2 separate regions of the Homo sapiens genome follow, and region 2 is linked to region 1. A link is an interaction called in ENCODE POLR2A ChIA-PET data of the cell type or tissue named here. Cell type or tissue: PC-9. All regions are shown on one strand. Links, peaks and the distances in the headings refer to the core of each region. The heading gives the core; the rest is flanking DNA.

The links. ChIA-PET counts read pairs that join two places held together with the same protein. Peaks named below come from ENCODE experiments on the same cell type or tissue, not always from the same donor. Only the 100,000 strongest peaks of a DNase experiment are listed, where the experiment ranks them.
Region 2: POLR2A ChIA-PET joins it to region 1 with 10 read pairs; 2 of 35 experiments call an interaction of 5 or more read pairs at or near these places.

Annotation. Positions count from the first base shown.
Region 1 is chr1:208,891,243-208,900,383 of GRCh38, forward strand. All of the region lies in intron 1 of LOC107985255 (a long non-coding RNA gene), which reads right to left. Among named protein-coding and RNA genes, the nearest start is that of LINC01774, 77 kb to the right of the region's middle. In PC-9, for the core only: no CTCF peak of the experiment used is centred there; no DNase peak of the experiment used is centred there; H3K27me3 peaks cover 706 bases.
Region 2 is chr1:208,610,503-208,619,643 of GRCh38, forward strand. It overlaps LINC01735 (long intergenic non-protein coding RNA 1735), which reads right to left and starts at 3,620. Exons shown (of 2, transcript XR_001738430.2): 1 at 1,588-3,620. RefSeq lists enhancers at 2,202-2,371, 2,272-2,441. In PC-9, for the core only: no CTCF peak of the experiment used is centred there; no DNase peak of the experiment used is centred there.

The DNA.
Region 1 (9,141 bases), core at 632-8,631:
TATCGTATTGTATTGTGTTGATTAGTTTACTTATTTCGGGAGGTCTAAAGTGGGGCTCATGCATCCACATTTTTAAAGAGCTCCCTAGGTGATTCTAAAGCACACCAAAAAATAGAAAATCTTGCACACAAATACACACACAACGCACATATATTCACCATTATAAAAATATCATTGCATTAGAAAAAAAATTTAGAGAAAAGTCATAAAATTACCTATAATTTGACTATCCTAACTCAACCTCTTAGAGCATTTTGAGATACTAATTCCAGATTTTTGTTTTCCATATGTATGTGATTTGTTGCTATTTTATAAACAAACATATAGCCATATGATTACCATCTACTAGATTTTTTTTTTTTTTTTTTTGAGATGTAGTCTTGCTCTGTCACCAGGCTGGAGTGCAGTAGTGCAATCTTGGCTCACTGCCACCTCTGCCTCCCAGGTTCTAGCAATTCTCCTGCCTCACCCTCCCGAGTACCTGGGACTACAGGCACATGCCACCACTCCCAGCTAATTTTTTGTATTTTAGTAGAGATGGGGTTTCACCCATGTTGCCCAGGCTGGTCTCAAACTCCTGAGCTCAGGCAATCCACCCACCTCGGCCTCTCAAAGTGCTAGGATTACAGGCCTGAGCCACTGCGCCTGGCCACCATCTACTAGATTTCAAATGAAACTTGAGGTGGAGTTTTTAGTAACTTCCTTTGTGAGGCTCTTCCCTGTTGAATACATCTGCCAGTCAGAAGCATCTATCTCTTCTCTTGACACTTGTGGCCAAATCACCCTTTGGATTAAATCTGAGATTAAGCTCAGGATGCCTGACTACCTTTGTATTAATTCAGCTTTTCTCCTGGTGAGAGTGCCACCCCTTTATCAGAAAGGCTTGAACTTAAAAGTAGCAACATGGGGGAGGGGGCGGAGATCTTAACCTGGATTTATCCATATTTTCCACTGCAATTCTATGTTTATACATACGAGGAGATATCAAAGCACTGCTTGGAATCTCTTGCCTCCCAGGAGTTCATAAATCTCTCCCTTTCACTTACACTGCAGGGATATTAAACACATTATTCTGTTTTGATTGAACGCCAGTAAAATTAAATTTCATCTTTCCATCTGTGGCACCATGCGGGGCCCATTGCTTTATGGAAAAGGGGAGAGTGGCAATGGTGGAGGGATCTCTTCAGGACGCACAGGAGCATGCCACTTTTTGCTAGACAAAATGAATTTTTCTCTTCCATGGCACAAATCTCAACATCTGCTCTGTCTTTACCTCCCAGACACCCTGACAGGTGTAGCCGTCTTTAAAACATTGCTAGGAAGCAACATATGGACAGTCAACAGTGTATAAAGGATAAACACACACAGGGTGGGGGCAGGGCTATGTTTCTGATCTTTCAGCCTTATTATTATTTCTTAATCTGGCTTTAATTTCTCCAGGCTTTCCTGGGTGTCCATCTTTCACCAACCCATCAAAATGTTTGGCACAGAATTGTGATTTTCACCCTTGGCTTTTCCAGCTGTTTCTCACCATTTAGCTACATCCCTGTCTCTTCCCCACCCCCAGGGAGAGGAAAGTTAAATGATGTTAATCTGCCAAATATTTCTAATCATTAGGAAGCCATGAAAATTAACATAACCATCAGAGGAAATTAATTGCCAAAGAAGACAAGGTTAGAACTGGAGAGTGAGGACTGGGGAGAGGAGGCAGGCAGAAGGGCACTTTGTTTCTCCTTTGTGGTTTTGACAGAGGGGTTACAGCTGGAGGACGGGAGGAGGCTAAGCACAGAGCTGCTTCCTACTCTTAATTATGAGAACAGCCCCAGAATTTCAAGTGGTGCCAGTGGTGAAAGACTAGCAGAGGGATTCCCTCGATTCCTTTCTCTTTTTCCTCTCCCTGCTCCACTGGGGGAGATTTCTGGTTATTTTTTAATTCCAGTTCAAAATAGAGGTTGGGGGAAAAGAAGCCCACACAGGCCTCCTGCAGGAAATACCATTAATAATTAATACCCAATAATAATCAAATCCATGGGAGACTCATTACAAGTAAAGTCTTGACAGACTCACCGATGGATGCCCTTAGCTTTGCTTCTTCATCAGCTTGCAGGATTTGTTCAGCAGGGATTTGAGCACACATAAGCAATGACAAAAAAAAAGGATAAATAGCAGGTTTGTTCACTGAAGAGGCTTATTCATCCCTATAGGATTTTTTTCATTTTAGGTTTATGGCTTGGTGGGGAATTTCTCTTTAATTGGGATTGTAATATAACGATGGAACCTGTCGACATTTACAAGAGAGATGGGAGGGCAATTCTTCCTAACTTGTTTGTTGTTATTATTACAACACTGGCTCCTTTAGGAGATTCTGTATAAAGGAAGCAGACAATCAGGCTGATTAGAGACAAAGCAGCCAGTAAGAGAAGAAAGAGAAGAGAGACTACGAGCCACAGGATTGATCTGGGGCTAGCAACTGCTTGGAAGTCAGGCTATTCAGAGAGCACTTTGCACATGGAATGTGTGCTTTAATCTTCACACTAAGGTCAGTGTTACAGCCCCATTTTCTAGATGAGGAAACTGAGGAAAAGGGAAGTTAGGTAATTTCCCCCAACATTTCAATTCATAAATGGCAGTGTTGGGATTCTATCCCTGGAAGCTGGCTGAGAAGTCAGCTCTGATTTGCTACTCTTTTCTGGCTTTTTGAGATGTGAAAAAATGACTCTCTCCAAAGTCAGGTGTACAATGTGGGAAGAGAAGCTCTTTTCTGAGCCTGGCTTTCCTAAGGGCAGAATTTTCTAGTGATTCTACCCTATGTTCTGTAAAGTATATGAAAATATTAAGGCCTCTTTCTTAACACGCTCACAGAGAAAGCAGGTGGAGTCATGGCAAGAAATCAGATTTCACTCAGATGGTTCAGCCAAAGGGAATTTAATGTAGAGATTGTTTACAGAGGTGTGGGTATGGCTAAGGCAGCCTAGTGCGGACTTAAGGAACCCAGAAACAAGCAACAGCAGCCGTTACCTCCAACACCGAATTCTAGGACAAAGGTCCAACCCTCAACTCACTGGAAACCATAGAGCACTTCCATAACCTTTAACCAAAACTTCAGCCAAACCAGGCTGGGTAGATATTTAAAGGACCTCCTCAGTTTGGAATTTTGTTTATTTAATTAAGAAAAAATTTTGGGCCAGGCGTGGTGGCTCACGCCTGTAATCCCAGCATTTTGCAAGGCCGAGGCGGGCGGATCACGAGATCAGGACATTGAGACCATCTTGGTCAACATGGTGAAACCCCGTCCCTACTAAAATGCAAAAAATTAGCCAGGCGTGGTGGCACGCACCTGTAGTCCCAGCTACTTGGGAGGCTGAGGTGGGGGAATTGCTTGAACCCGGGAGGTGGAGGTTGCAGTGAGCCGAGATCATGCCACTGCACTCCAGCCTGGCAACAGAGTGAGACTCCATCTCAAAAAAAAAAAAAAAAAAAAAAAAAAAGAAAAAGAAAAGAGAAGAAAGAAAGAAAACATTTGGAATGGACAAAAAATACAAAAATAATAAAATAAACCCAATAAACACAATATCAAAATTTGTCAAACGCTAGCCTAGTCATTTCACATTTCTTATTTTCAAAAAAATTTAAAGCTACAGTGTAACTAAAGTCTTCCCACCCTCCTTCTCTTCCTCTTCATTCTCACTTATCTTCCCTCTCATCATGAGTGATTGCTATTCTGGATTTGGTGACATCTCATTAGCATACTTTCATATTTTTACTACATATTGATATATCTGTAATCGATAGATATTGCTTTGTATAATTTAAATGCATATAAATTGCATTTGTAACTACAGTTTACATATAAAATGTATTTGTAAACAACTTGCTTTTTTTCATTTAACATATTTTTAAGTTAATTCCTATTGCTATAGACACATCAAATTTATTATCTGCCTGGTATTCCATTGTATGACTAAACTATAGTTATCCCTTTTTTCTTGATAATATTCAAGCTGTTTTCAATTTTTCTGTTGAAAACAATGCTGGAATAAGCATTTGTGTACATATCTACATGAGAACATAATGCAGGAAATTGTCTAGAAGTGGATTCACTGGGTTATAAAGCATTCCTATCCTTGATTATGCTGATAATGCCAGACTGCCTTCCACAGTGCCAATTTTATAGTCACCATCACTGAATGATAATTTGCATTCTTCATATTCTGGCTTTAATTTACACCTTCTGGTTCTAATTTATATTTCCTTTATTCCAAATGAAATTGAACTCAAACTTTTCATGTGTTTACGAGACATTCATGTTTCTGCTCTTATGTGTCTGTTTAAATATATATTCTATCTTTTTCTTCAATTGTCTTTATCTTACTCTTTAAAGGAGTGTTTTATATATTCTGGTCACTAATTTTTATGTATATGACAAATACTTATCTTTTAATTTTTGAATGTTGAATGTCTTCAATGTATAGTTTTTTTTTCTATTATTTTACTTTAAATTTTTTTATATTTTTCTGTTTAAAATGAGGGTCTTACACATAGCACTTCATTATGTGTTAACAATTTCTGCCTTTCAATTTGACCTTAGACAATTTACATTTAATGTAATTATTCATATGGTTAACCATTAAATCTACTATCTTATGATTTGTTTTCTAGTTGAGCTGTATCCATTTTTTGTTGTTTTCTATCTGCTTTTAGATCTTCATCTACAAAATTGTTTGTTAGTTTCTTTTTTTGTTTTTCTTTCATTTTCATCTTTATTATTGGCTTATTAGCTAAAACCTTTTGTTTCAGTGGTTGCTGTAGGGTTTACAGTGTTTACTTTTTATATACTATAGTCGACCTTCAAAAAATATTATACTGCTTCTTGCATAATGTATGAACCTTACAAATGAATGCATCATTTCTTCCTTCTATACTTTGCTGTATAGTTGTCATATATTTTACTTTTATATATGCTATAAACTCTACAATATATTATTGGTGTTTTTGCTTTAAATAGTAAATTATCTTTTTTAAAAAATAAACTTTTTATTTTGGAATAACTTTAGATTTGCAAGAAAGTTGCAATGAAACAGATTTCTCACATATACTTTACCAATTTCTCCTAATGTTAACATCTCACACAATTATAGTACATTTGTCAAAACTAACAACTAACATTGATACACTACTCTTAACTAAATATAGATCTTATTCAAATTATTAAAGTTTCCACTAATGTGCCTTTTCGAAAAAGACAATTATCTTTTTAATTTTTTTAGATAATTGAAGATTCACTTGCATTTTTAAGAAATAATAAAGAGACATCCTATGTATCCTTTACTCAGCTTCCTTCAGTGGTAACATCTTGTGATACTATAGTACAATATCACAGTGATGATATCGATAGGATCAAGAGACAAAACATTTTCATCATCACAGTGATCCCTCACGTTGCCCTTTTATACCTACTCCTGCTTTTCTCTCACCTCCCTTGTCTTCCCTCCTCCCTAATTCCTCGTCTTTTATTCTGGCAACCACTAATGTGTTCTCCATTTCCAAAATGTGTTATTTCAAGGTTGTTATGTAAGTGAAATCATAAAATAGACAATCTTCTGAAATTGGTTTTCTCCACTAAGTATAATTCTTTGGAGACTTATTCAATTTGCTCCATATACAATATTTTGTAATTTGTTCCTTTTTATTGCTGAGTAGTAGTCTATGGTATGAATGGATGTACCACAGTTTGTTTAATTATTCATTTGTCAAGAGACATCTGGATTGTTTCCAGTCTTGTGATCTTATGAATGAGGCTACTATAAACATCCCTGTACAGGTTTTTATGTGAATATATGTTTTCATTTCTATGAAATAAGTCAACTAATTGCTGGGATATATGGAAATTACATGTTTAATTTTTAAAGAAACTGACAAACTTTTTTTCAGAGTGGCTGTGCCATTTTACACTCCCACCAGCAATGTGTGAGTGATCCAGTCTCTCTATCTCCTCACTGTCACTATTTTTTAATCTTGCCATTTTGATTTTTGTGTTGCAATATCTCATTGTGGTTTTAATTTGCATTTCCCTAATGCATAGTGATAATGAACATCTTTTTATGTGCTTATTTGCCATCCATACATTCTTTTCAGTGAAATGTCTTCATGTCTTTTACCCATTTTCTAACTGGATTATTTGGGTTTTTTTTTTTTTTTTTTTTTTTTTTTTTTACTGTTGAGTTTTGAGAGTATTTTCTACATACTAGGTATTAGCCTTTTGATGGCTATATGCTTTGGAAATATTTTCTTCCCATCTATACCTCCTCTTTTCATCCTCTTAAAAGTATCTTCTGCAGAGTAAAAGTTTGTAATTTTGAAGAAGTATAGTTTTTTTTTCTTTTGTAAACTGTGGTTTGGTGTTAAGTCTAAAATATTTTTGCCTAGCTCTAGATCTCAAATATTTTCTCCTATATTTATTTCTGAAAGTTTTATAGTCTTATAACCACTTTTAAGTCTGTGATATATTGAGCTAATTTTTGTAAAAGGTGTGAGGTTCAGGTCAAGGTCATTTTTTGTGTATATCCAATTTCCCAGCACTATTTGTTGAAAGGACTATCTTCTACCATTAAATTGCTTTTGCACTTTGTCAAAAGTTTGTTGGTTACATTTGTCTATTTTGGAGTTTTCTATTCTGTTCCATTGATTTATGCACCTATACCTCTGTCATACTCTCTTGCTTACTTTAACCTGAAGTCAGTTTCATCTTGCCTTAGTTTTCATTTACAAAATTTTTTAGTTTCTTTTTTTGTTTTTTTCTTTGTGTCTGTTTTTATCCTTCCATTTACATTTTAGAATAATCTTGTCTATATCTATAAAGCATTCTTCCAGAATTTTGATAGGAATTATGTTAAACCTGTATATAAGTTTGGGGAAAATTGACATCTTTACTATGTTGTATCTTCCAACCCATGAACATGGTATGTCTTGCCATGTATTTAAATTTTGATGTCTTTCATCAGTAGTAATAATTTACAGCATATGAGTCCTGTATATGTTTTGTTTATACATTTGTATTTTTATTATGTTTACCTTGTATTCTATGACCTTATTATTAGTTCTAGGATTTTAAAAATAGATTCATTGGGATGTAGATATCATGTTATCTGCAAATAGGGACAGTTTTATTTCTTCCTTTCTAATATGTATGCCTTTTGCCTCTTTTTCTTTTTCTGCCTTTCTCTGTGTTACATGAACATTTTTTAGAATTAAATTTGGATTTCTCTATAGTGTCTTTTAGTTTGTCTAATTTTTAGCTTTTTTAGTGGCTGCTCCAGGTACTGTATTATATACAAATAACTTATCCCAATTTACTGGTGTTGACATTTTACCAATGCAAATAAGGTGTAGAAATCTTCTTTCTCTTCATGTTTTTTTATCTTCCCCCAATTATAATTGTCTTAAATAGTTCCTCTATACATATTTAAAATTACCTCAGACTGTTAAATTGTTGCTTGAATTGTTAAATAATATTTAGAAAACTAAATGGAAGAAAAATGTATTTGCCCATGTTTTTACTCTTTCTGTTATTCTTTTTTTCTTCCTAATGTTTTAAGATTCCTTCTTCTATCATTTTATTTCTATTTAGAAAACTTCCTTTATCATTCTCTTAGGGTAGGCCTACTGGTGAAACTTTATCTTAGTTTTCCTTCATCTGAGAATATTTTGATTTTCCCTTTCTTCTGGAAAGATATCTTTGCTGAATATAGAATTCTGACTTCACAGGTTTTTTTTTTTCTTTTAGCACTTGAAAATTGTGCAAATTCTTTCTGACCTCCATGGTTTCTGATGAGAGATCCACTATTATCCAAATTGCTTTTCCCTTAGAGGTAAAGTGTCACTTCTCTCTTGCTGCTTCCAATATTTTATTTCTTTGATTTTCAGAAGTTTGACTATCATATATCTGGGTTAGACTACTTTTCAGTTTATCTTGTTTGGAGTTCAGCCTGCTTCTTGAATCTGTCATTGTTGTTTTGCCAAATTTGTGAAGCATTCAGTCATTATTTCTTCTAGTCTCCTACTAATTTTTCAGCTCTGCTAAGTTTCTCTTCTCTTTTCAGGATTCTGATACCAAAGTTAGAGCATTTGTTACAGTCCCACAGTTCCCTGAAAATTTATTCACTATTTTCTTTCAGTGTATTTTCTCTGATATTCAGATAGGATAATGATAATTTCTACTATTTTATCTTCAAGTTCATTTTTTTCCTCTGTCCTTTCAATTCTGCTATTGAGTCCATCTATTAAGTTGTTTTTATTGCTATTATTTTGGCTATTTTATTTCTCAGGGTGCTGAGCAAGACAGCACCATGACCTCAATTATGTATTCAGAAGATCACTCTGGGTACTACAATGTGAAACAAAAATAGAAACAAGAAATGGTGACAGTTCAGACCTGGGTGGTAGCAGTAGAGATGGTATTAAGTGGTAGAGTTTAAGTTAAATGACAGCATTTTTGATGGATTGAAAATGTAGTATAGCAGGAAGGGAGGAATCAAGGATGATAACATCTAGATGCTTGGCCTGAGCAACTCATGAGTGGTGATGTAATTTTTTTAATATTGAGAGGAAGTGGGTGGGATTGAAAACTAGGAATCCAGTATACTCTATGGACAGCTTAATTTTAAGATGTTTACCAGGCTGGGCACAGTGGCTCAAGCCTGTAATCCCAGCACTTTGGGAGGCCGAGGTGGGCAGATCACGAGGTCAGGAGTTCGAGACCAGTCTGATATGGTGAAACCCCGTCTCTACTAAAAATACAAAAATTAGCTGAGCATGGTGGCGTGCACCTGTAATCCCAGCTACTCAGGAGGCTAAGGCAGGAGAATCGCTTGAACCTGGGAGGCGGAGGTTGCAGTGAGCCAAGATCACGCCATTGCACTCCAGCCTGGGCGACAGAGTGAGACTCTGACTCAAAAAAATAAATAAATAAATAAATACAATAAAAAGATGTTTAGCAGACATCCAAGTGAATATACTGAGAAGAGAGCTAAATGTATACAACCAAAGCACAGGAGAAGGTTAATTTTTGAGATTTTAAATACAGGACTCACCAGTATATGTCATGTTTCATCAAATCAAGGTCACCATTGATTCTAAGATATA
Region 2 (9,141 bases), core at 520-8,519, 280 kb before region 1:
TGGACATTTGGGTTGTTCCTAGTTTTTTATTATTACAAACAAGGCTGCTATGAACATCCATGTATAAATCTTAGTGTCGTGTCTTAGTCTATGCTGCTGTTACAGAACACCTGAGAATGGGTAATTTATAAACAACAGAAATTCATTTCTCACAGTTCTCAAGGCTGAGAAGTCCAAGATAAAGACACCAGCATCTGGTGAAGGCTACTGTCTGTTTCCAAGCTGGAACCTTGAATGCTGTGTCTTCAGGAAGGGAGGAACGCTGTGTCCTCATGTGGAAGAAGGAGGAAGAGTAAAAAGAGGCTAACTTTCCTCTGTCAAGTCCTTTTGTAAGGGCATTAACCTATTCATGAGGCAGACCACTCATGAGCTAAACACCTCCCAAAAGACTCCCCCTCCCAACACTGTTGCATTGTAAATTAAGTTTCTGTGTTTCTTCTTTTTAGAGACAGTGTCTTACTCTGTCACCCAGGCTTGGGTGCAGTGGCACATTCATAGCTCACTGCAGCCTCCAACTCTGGTGCTCAAGTGATCCTTCCACCTTATCCTCCTGAGTAGCTGGGACCACAAGCATGTGTCATCATGCCCAGCTACTTTTAAAATTGTTTTGTAGAAGTAAGGTCCTGCCATGCTGCCCGGGCTGGTCTTGAACTCCTGGCCTCAAGTGATCCTCTCACCTCCATCTCTAACACATGAATTTAGGGGAATACATTTACACCATAGCATGTGGACATATGCTTTCATTTCTCTTGGGTAAATGCCTAGAAGTTAAATAGCTGGATCTTATGGTAAATATATGATTAACTTTTTAAGTAAGTACCAAAATGATACAACTACATTTTCCAAAGTGGTTGTATCATTAAAGTGGTTGTATCATTTTACACTTCCACTAGCAATGTTTGAGAGTTCCACTTGTTGCAGTATTTGGTATGGCTAGTCTTTTTAATTTTAGCCATTCTAATAGGCGTATAGTGGTTTCTCATTGTGCTTTTAATTTGCAGTTTTGTAATGACTAATGATGTTAATTAAGCATCTTTTCATATGTTTACTTCTTTCTTCTCTGAACTCTTAAGATAATTAATTGCCTCTAAGAATTCATTAGCTTCTCTAGGCTATCATAAGTAAATAAAGAATTAAATAGATTATAAATAGGTAGGAAGGTAGGTAGGTAGGTGGATGGATGGATAGCTATATTGATAGGTAGGTAGGTAGGTAGATAGCTACCTAGCTAAATAGCTACCTAGCTAAATAGATAGATAGATAGATAGATAGATAGATAGATAGATGATAGATAGATAGATAGATAGATAGATAGATAGATAGATAGATAGATAGGAATTTGAGTTCCTGTCATGTGCCAGACATGATTTTAGGCAATGAGAATAGAGTGCTGAATGAGACAAAAATTCTGCCCTTATGGAATTTCTATTCACATGACAGAGACAGGCAATAAACAATGTAATAAAATGTTAAATATATATAATTACTATGAAAAAACCCTGAATAGTACACGATGACAGATAGTGAAGGGATGAAGCAGGGATGGAGCAACATTTTAACATGATCTCAGACTGTTACATTTATTACCTGCACCTCCTGTGAGGCCCTGAAGAGCACTGTACAGCACTGTTCTGCAGTACTATGCATCATGGGTTATGCTCAGTGCAGATTTGTTCATTATTTCTAGTCCTCTGTCGCCTTCACAAGGGTGGGGTGTCTTAGTCCATTTGGCTTGCTATAACAAAATACCATAAACTAGGTGGCTTATAAACAACAGACATTTATTTCTGACAGTACTGGAGCCTAGGGAGTCCATGAACAAAGTGCCAACAGATTTGGTGTCTGCTGACGCCCACTTTTTGGTTAATAGGTGGTGTCTTCTAGCTGTGTCTTCATGTGGTGAAAGGACCAGCTAACATTTTGGGGTCTCTTCTATAATGATGTTAATCCCTCATGACCTAATCATCTCCCAGTGGTCCCACTTTCTAACACCATCATTTTGGGAGTTAGGTTTCAACATACGAATTTTGGGAAAACACAAACATTTGACCATAGCAGTGGGGCTCCTCCCATCTGTCTTGTTGCCTGGTGAATCTCTCACATGTGGCTCAGGGTCAAGAACATGGTAGGCATTTGTTTAATAGATATCAATTAGATAAATTAATGGAGGAAGGGAGGAGTGAATGGTTCACAGTAGGAATGTAATGTGCAGGGAGAACTCAGTACCAGAACTGAGGCAAGAATTCAGACTTACCAAGGCCTCTTCTGCCAGCTTCCTCTTCTTGGCAGAATGCCTGTGCCACAGCTCATCCAGACAGTTGTGTCCATTCCTTTTGGTCCAGATGAGATGCAGGTGCTCTCCTGAGTATCTTTGTCTCCACCATAGAATTATTTGATTCTAGGTAACATCAATGGCTCCAAACCCTCTCCTTGTGGCCTTACTATGTGGCATTTACCACACTCTGCATCATGAGTGATGTGGGAATTATGCTTCTTGAGATGAGAAAGAAGCCCAGATCATCAACTTTGTGACCCTCTCGGCCCCATTTCAGTATCAGATACGTAGAAGCTCAGTAAATATTTATTGTATTAAATTGAATCCTAAGTCCCTCTAAATGATTCAAGATGTCAGTGAAATACCCTTCACCATTCCAAAAGGCAGAACAAGAGGAAACATCCTATGTTCCTGAAGCACGACTGATTAGACTTAAGAAAATTTTTTATTTTGGTCCTCTAAGTTGTTTAAACAAACTCATTCATATAATTTATATTTGGCAATTTTTGAAAACAGGAGACATTTTCACTCTGAAATAATTTTGAAGTCTTCCAAAGAAGAGACAGAGGCATGGATGAGATGACCTTTAAAAGTTGTTTGCAATGTGTTCAAGACGTGTCACTTGTTTATCTGTAGGTGACATCCTCAATGAGCTCAAGTTCCAAGCCCATAGAGCTGCATGGGCCACCAGAGTCCTCCGAGGCCCCTGGCAAGCTGCAGATCCTGCCTTCCTGTCTCAAAGTTTACAGCCACTGCAAAGGTCAGGAATTGTGGTCCTCACATGTAAAAGATGAGACAGCCAGGGAGCAGGCAAGTTTGCAACCCAGAGCTCTCTTGAGGAACACGGAGCAAAGCCACCAGCCAAGGCATGTTGTTTCCGTCATAATGTGTGCTGCACAGTGTGGAAGAGTTTTATGGTGGCCCTGGCCTAGAGCTGTAAAGTTTATTTCTGCACATTAGCTAGTCCATTGTCCCCTGCCCCCAATATCTCTTTCATCTTCTTTAGGTAGACTTGTCAGGATCCTCTTTTAAACACAAGCCAACTCGGGTGGGACAGAGTTTGTATATCAGCACCTTAATAAATGATCTTCTTTTAAATACAAACCAACTGGGGCAGGGCTGCTTGTATATCAGAACCTTAAAGAAGGCACTAATGTGGCACCCATGGCATCCTAGCCTGTCTTCCTCATTATATGCTGTACTATGAGAATCTAAATAATCTCAGTCTCTCCTGCCTGTGCACTGACTCTGAGGATGCAGTGAACTAACAATAGGTAGAATCATTGCAGACAAAAAGTAGCATCTTTGCATTGCATGGTGTGTTTGGGGAAAATGAAGAATTGTATCTGTGTTCACATTTTTACTTCTACAAAAAGCTGTGTTTCTCCCCAGGCCATGATCCCTGAATCCAAAGAAAAATATTTTAATGCAATTGGGAAGTAAGGAGGAGAGAAGAAAAAATGTGGTGCAATATTCTCATCCAGAAGATGGGGATAAAATATCATCATCTTTATGGGTATTTTGATGATTAAATTGTAAGATCCACATAAAGAGCTCAACACAGAAACTGGTACCTGGAAAGTGATCAATAAATGTTACATAGAATTATTATCTGCTATAACTGTTATGCCCAACTTTCTGGGAAGTTCACTGGACATGGAGGGAGGGAGAGGGAGATGAAAGGGTAGGAATAAAAATAATACAAGTGAGAACACATTTCTTGCTGAGAGGCAAGGTAATGTAGCAGAGAAAGTGCTAATGTTGAGTGCTAGACGAGCCTGATATGTTGTGGGAATGAAAGGCAGGTTAAGAGGGAACACTCAATACATGTTGGTTCATTTTTCTTACTTCTATCTTTCACTTAACTGATTTGTTCTCAATAGGAAATACTTTTTGTCTGAAATTACTTCACAATTCTTCCATAACTAGGTTCAAATCCACAACTATTGATTTCTTCTCTCTCTTAAGAGACAGGGCCTCATTCTTTCTCCCAGGTTGGAATGTAGTGGCACAACCCTAGCCTTGAACTCTTCGGCTCAAGTGATCCTCTCAACTCAGCCTCTCAAGTATCTGGGACTAAAGGTACATGCCCACTAGGCTGAGCTAATTTTTTAAATTCTGTTTTTATTTATTTATTTCCACTTTATTCTCCACTTGAGGAGAGGAGAGGGAAAAGGAGAGAGTAGAGATGGATGCTTACTTTGTTGCCCAGGCTGATCTCGAACTCCTGGCCTCAAGTGATCCTCCCGCCTCAGCCTCCCAAATAGATGGGATTACAGACATGAGCCACTGCCCCTGGCCCCTGATTCTCTTTTAATTAGGACAATCCTGGTTTCCAATGCCAGTTGTCCTGTTTACTAAGCATATGGTCTTGCGTATGTGACTTAACCACACAGGGGCTAAATACCTGATACATAAAATAGAGATGCTAACCCCTATACCAGAGGGTTATTAGGATGATCATATAAGATAACACATGGAGCGGGCTTATCATACAGTGGTACTCAATAAATGGTATCATTGGTAGATTTCCCTAAGCATAGCTGGGTTGCAGGAGTGACTGCTAAAACAATTACCTTGGCTAGCATTTATGGGATTTTTACTAGCAAAGAGGAAAAATAATTTGCTTCATCTAAAATCTTGACAAGTGAGCTATAAATGAAAGAAGATGTGTACACCCTAGAGAGGGAAGGCATTCAGCTTCTCTGTGGTCCTACAGAGGTTTGTCTCCATTCCTGAAAATCTTTTTCATTGCCTCTTTTGACATTCCTACCAACTGACTGTATAATACTACAGTTTCTCTCTGGCTTGCTTGTTGCTTCCTATTGAACTCTCTGGGGAATATCATGCCCCACATGCAGATATGTTGTACTCACTCTGGGTCATTAAGTCCTTCCCTCATCAATACCAATGGTGCACAGAAGCAGCTCATGGCAGGTGTTTACTTCTTCTGAGATGTGTTAACCTCAGGTCTTGTTGGACTGGTATTTACCGCAATGGCTCTATTTTGTAGATTAAAAAACCTGAAGCTCATGGGTTAGAAATGAGTAGGTCAAAGCTCTAATGAGGAAATAACATAGAAAGACAATGAATTTCAGGTTGTTCTCAAGCTGCAGTGGATTTTGTTGAGTTTTTTTTCAAGTTATAAAAGCAGTTTGTGTTTATTACTCTAAGACAAACAAAACAGTTCTTATAGGAGCTGGAAAGCAGGTGCCAACCACCAGACCCATAGTACCTGCCTTACTTGGAAGACTAATTACTATTGCAAAAACTACTCTTTATTGTGCTCTAGCTGAATAGAAGGGTTTAACATCTTAATCTCTTAGAATTAAAATCTGCATGATATTCTGGCCCTCATCAACCCGCAGCAAGAAGGCTCGTTAAAACCTGGGCAGAATAGGAGGTGAAGCAAGATGGTGTTAGAGAAGGCTTCACTGATCATTCCCCCAGACAAGGACACCAAGTTAACAGCTATCTACACAGAAAAAAAACACCTTCATAAGAACCAATAAACAGGCGAGCACTCATAGTACCTGGTTTTAACTTCTTAGTGCTGAAAAAGGTAGAAAGGTAGAAAGTGCTGAAAAAGGCACTGAAGAGGTAGAAAGAAACAGTCCTGAGTTGCTGACGCCACCCCTCTCCCACCCCTGGCAGCAGTGGCCTGGTGCAGAGAGCCTCTTTGGGTGCTGGGGCAGGGAGAACCCAGCAATTCTGAGGCATTGAACTCAGTGTTGTCCTGTTAGAGCAGAAAGGAGAACTGGGTCAAACTCAGCTGATGTCTGCCCACAGAGGGTGCATTTAAACCAGCCCTAAACAGAAGCCAGTCATGGATCCCAGCAGTCAGAACTTGTGCCTGCAAATCTCACCACAGAGGGCTACAGTGCTCTGTGACTCCAAGTAAACTTGAAAGGCAGTCTAAACCATAAGGACTGCAATTCTTAGACTAGTCCTAGTGTTGAATTAGGCCCAGAAGCAGTGGACTGGGGTGGGCGTGGTGGGGAGGTGGCGTGGATGCAACCTACTAAGGCACCAGCTGGGGCAGCCAAGGGAGTGCTGGCATCACCCTTCCCCTAACCCCAGGCTCCACAGTTCGTGGCTCCAAAAGAGACCCCCTTCTTCCACTTGAGGAGAGGAGAGGGAAAAGTGGATAGGACTTTGTCTTGCATCTTGGATACCAGCTCATCCACAACAGGATTGGACACCAGTCAAAGTTGTGAGGCCCCCATTCCAGGCCCTAGCTCCTAGACAACATTTCTTAACACACCCTGGGCCAGAAGGGAACCCACTCCCTTGAAAGAAAGGACCAAGTCCTGGGAGCATGCATCACCTGCTAACTGAAGAGCCCTAGGGCCCTAAATAACGAGCAGCAATACCCAGGTACTACATCAAGGGCCTTGGGTCAGCCTCTGAGACTTGCTGGCTTCAAGTGAAACTCAGCCCATTCCCAGCTGTAATGACTATGGGGCAAAACTCCTCCTGCTTGAGAAAAGCAGAGGCAGAAGTAAAGGGGACTTTGTCCTGCACCTTAGATACCAGCACAGCCACAGAGGGGCAAAGCATCAAACAGGCTCTTGGGATTCCTGATTCTAAGACTTGACTCTTGGACAGCATTTCTGGACCTGACTGAAGCCAGCAGGGAGCCCACTGTCCTAGAGGGTGAGTTCCAGGCCAGGCAGCATTCACCATGAGCTGACTGAAGTGCCCCTGGACCTTAAGGAAACATGGGTGGTAGTCCAGCAGTACTCCTTGTGGCCTGGGGTGGTGGTGGCTACAGGGAGAGGCTCCTTTGCCCTTAGAAAGGGGAGGGAAGAGTGGGAAGGACTGTGTCTTATGGTTTGAGTGCCAGCACAGCTGTAATACAGTAACACCAGATAGACCTCTAAGGTCTTTGACTCTAGTCCCTGACTCTTGGATAGCACCTCTGGACCCACCTGGGGCCTGGGGGACCTCACTATCCTGAAAAGAAGAATACAGGCCTGGTTGGCTTTACCACCTGATGATCGCAGAGCCCCAGGGCCTTTAGAGAACATAGGCAGTAGCCAGGGAATGGTTACAGCAGGCCTTGGGCGAGCCCCAGAGCTGTGTTGGATTCAGGTCTGACCCAGCCCAGTTGTATTGCTGGTGGTGCTTGTGTCACTCCACCCCCAGCTTTATGTGGCTCAGAACAGAGAGAACGATTTCATTTGTTTGGGAGAAAGTAAGGAAAGAGAACAAGAGTCTCTGCCCGGTAATCCAGAGAATTCTCCCAGATCTTGTCCAAGACCATCAAGTCAGTACCTCTATGAGTCTGCAAGAATCACAGCATTATTGGGCCTGGGGTGTCTCCTAAAGCAGATACAGCTTAGATCACAACACCCAAGTCTTTTCAAATATCTGGAAAGCCTTCCCAATAAGGATGGCTACAAATAAGCCCAGACAGTGAAGACTACAATAAACACCTAACTCTTCAATGCCCAGACACCAAAGAACATCTACTAGCGTCAACACCGTCCAGGAAAACATGACCTTACCAAATGAACTAAATAAGGCACCAGGGACCAATACTGGAGAAACAGAGATATGTGACCTTTCAAATAGAGAATTCAAAATAGCTGCATTGAAGTAACTCAAAGAAACTCAAGATCACACAGAGAAGGAGTTCAGAATTCTATCACATAAATGTAACAAAGAGATTGAAATAATTAAAGAATCAAGCAGAAATTCTGGAACTGAAAAATTCAGTTGGCATACTGAAGAATGCATCAGATTTTCCTTTAATAGCAGAATTTATCAAGCAGAAGAAAGAATTAGAGAGCGTGAAAACAGCCTATTTGAAAATACAGAGTAAGAGGAGACAAAATTAAAAAAATAAAAAACAATGCAGCTTGCCTACAGGATCTAGAAAATAATCTCAAGGGCAAATCTAAGACTTTTTGGTCTTAAAGAAGTGGTTGAGAAAGAGATATGGGTAGAATGTTTTTTCAAAGGAACAAGACCAGAGAACTTCCCAAACCTAGAGAAAGATATCAATATGCTAGTACAAGAAGGTTATAGAACACCAAGCAGATTTAACCCAAAAAAGTCTACCTCAAGGCATTTAATAATCAAACTCCCAAAAGTCAAGGATAAATAAAGGATCCTAAGAGCAGCCAGAGAAAAGAAACAAATAACATAAAATGGAGGTCCAATATGTCTGGCAGCAAACTTCAGGGGAAACTTTACAAACCAGGAGAGAGTGGCATGACATATTTAAAGTGCTGAAGGAAAACAAAAACAAAAACAAAAACAAAAATATTTCACCCTAGAATAGTATATCAGGCAGAAATAGCCTTCAAACATGAAGGAGAAATAAGTATTTTCTCAGACAAACAAGACCTGAGGGATTCCATGAATACCAGACCTTTCCTACCAGACGTGCTAAAGGGAGTAGTTCCATCAGAAAGAAAAAGACATTAATGAGCAATAAATAATCACCTGAAGGTACAAAACTCACTGGTAATAGTAAGTAAATGGAAAAACAAAGAATATCATAACACTGTAACCGTGGTGTGTAAACTACTTTCATCCTAAGTAAAAAGACTCAAAAATAACCAATAAATTATAATAACTAAAATAACTTTTCAAGACATCATCAGTACAATAAGATATAAATGGAAACAACCAAAAGTTAAAAAGTGAGGAGACAAAGTTAAAGCATAGAGTTTTATTAGTTTTCTTTTTGCTTGTTTGTTTGTTTATGCAAATAATGTTAAGTTGTTATTCGGTAAAATAATAGGTTATTTATAAGATAGCATTTTCAAGCCTCATGGTAACTTCAGACCAAAAAACATACAATGGACTCACAAAAAATAAAAAGCCGGGAACTACTTTATATGATCAGAGAAAAT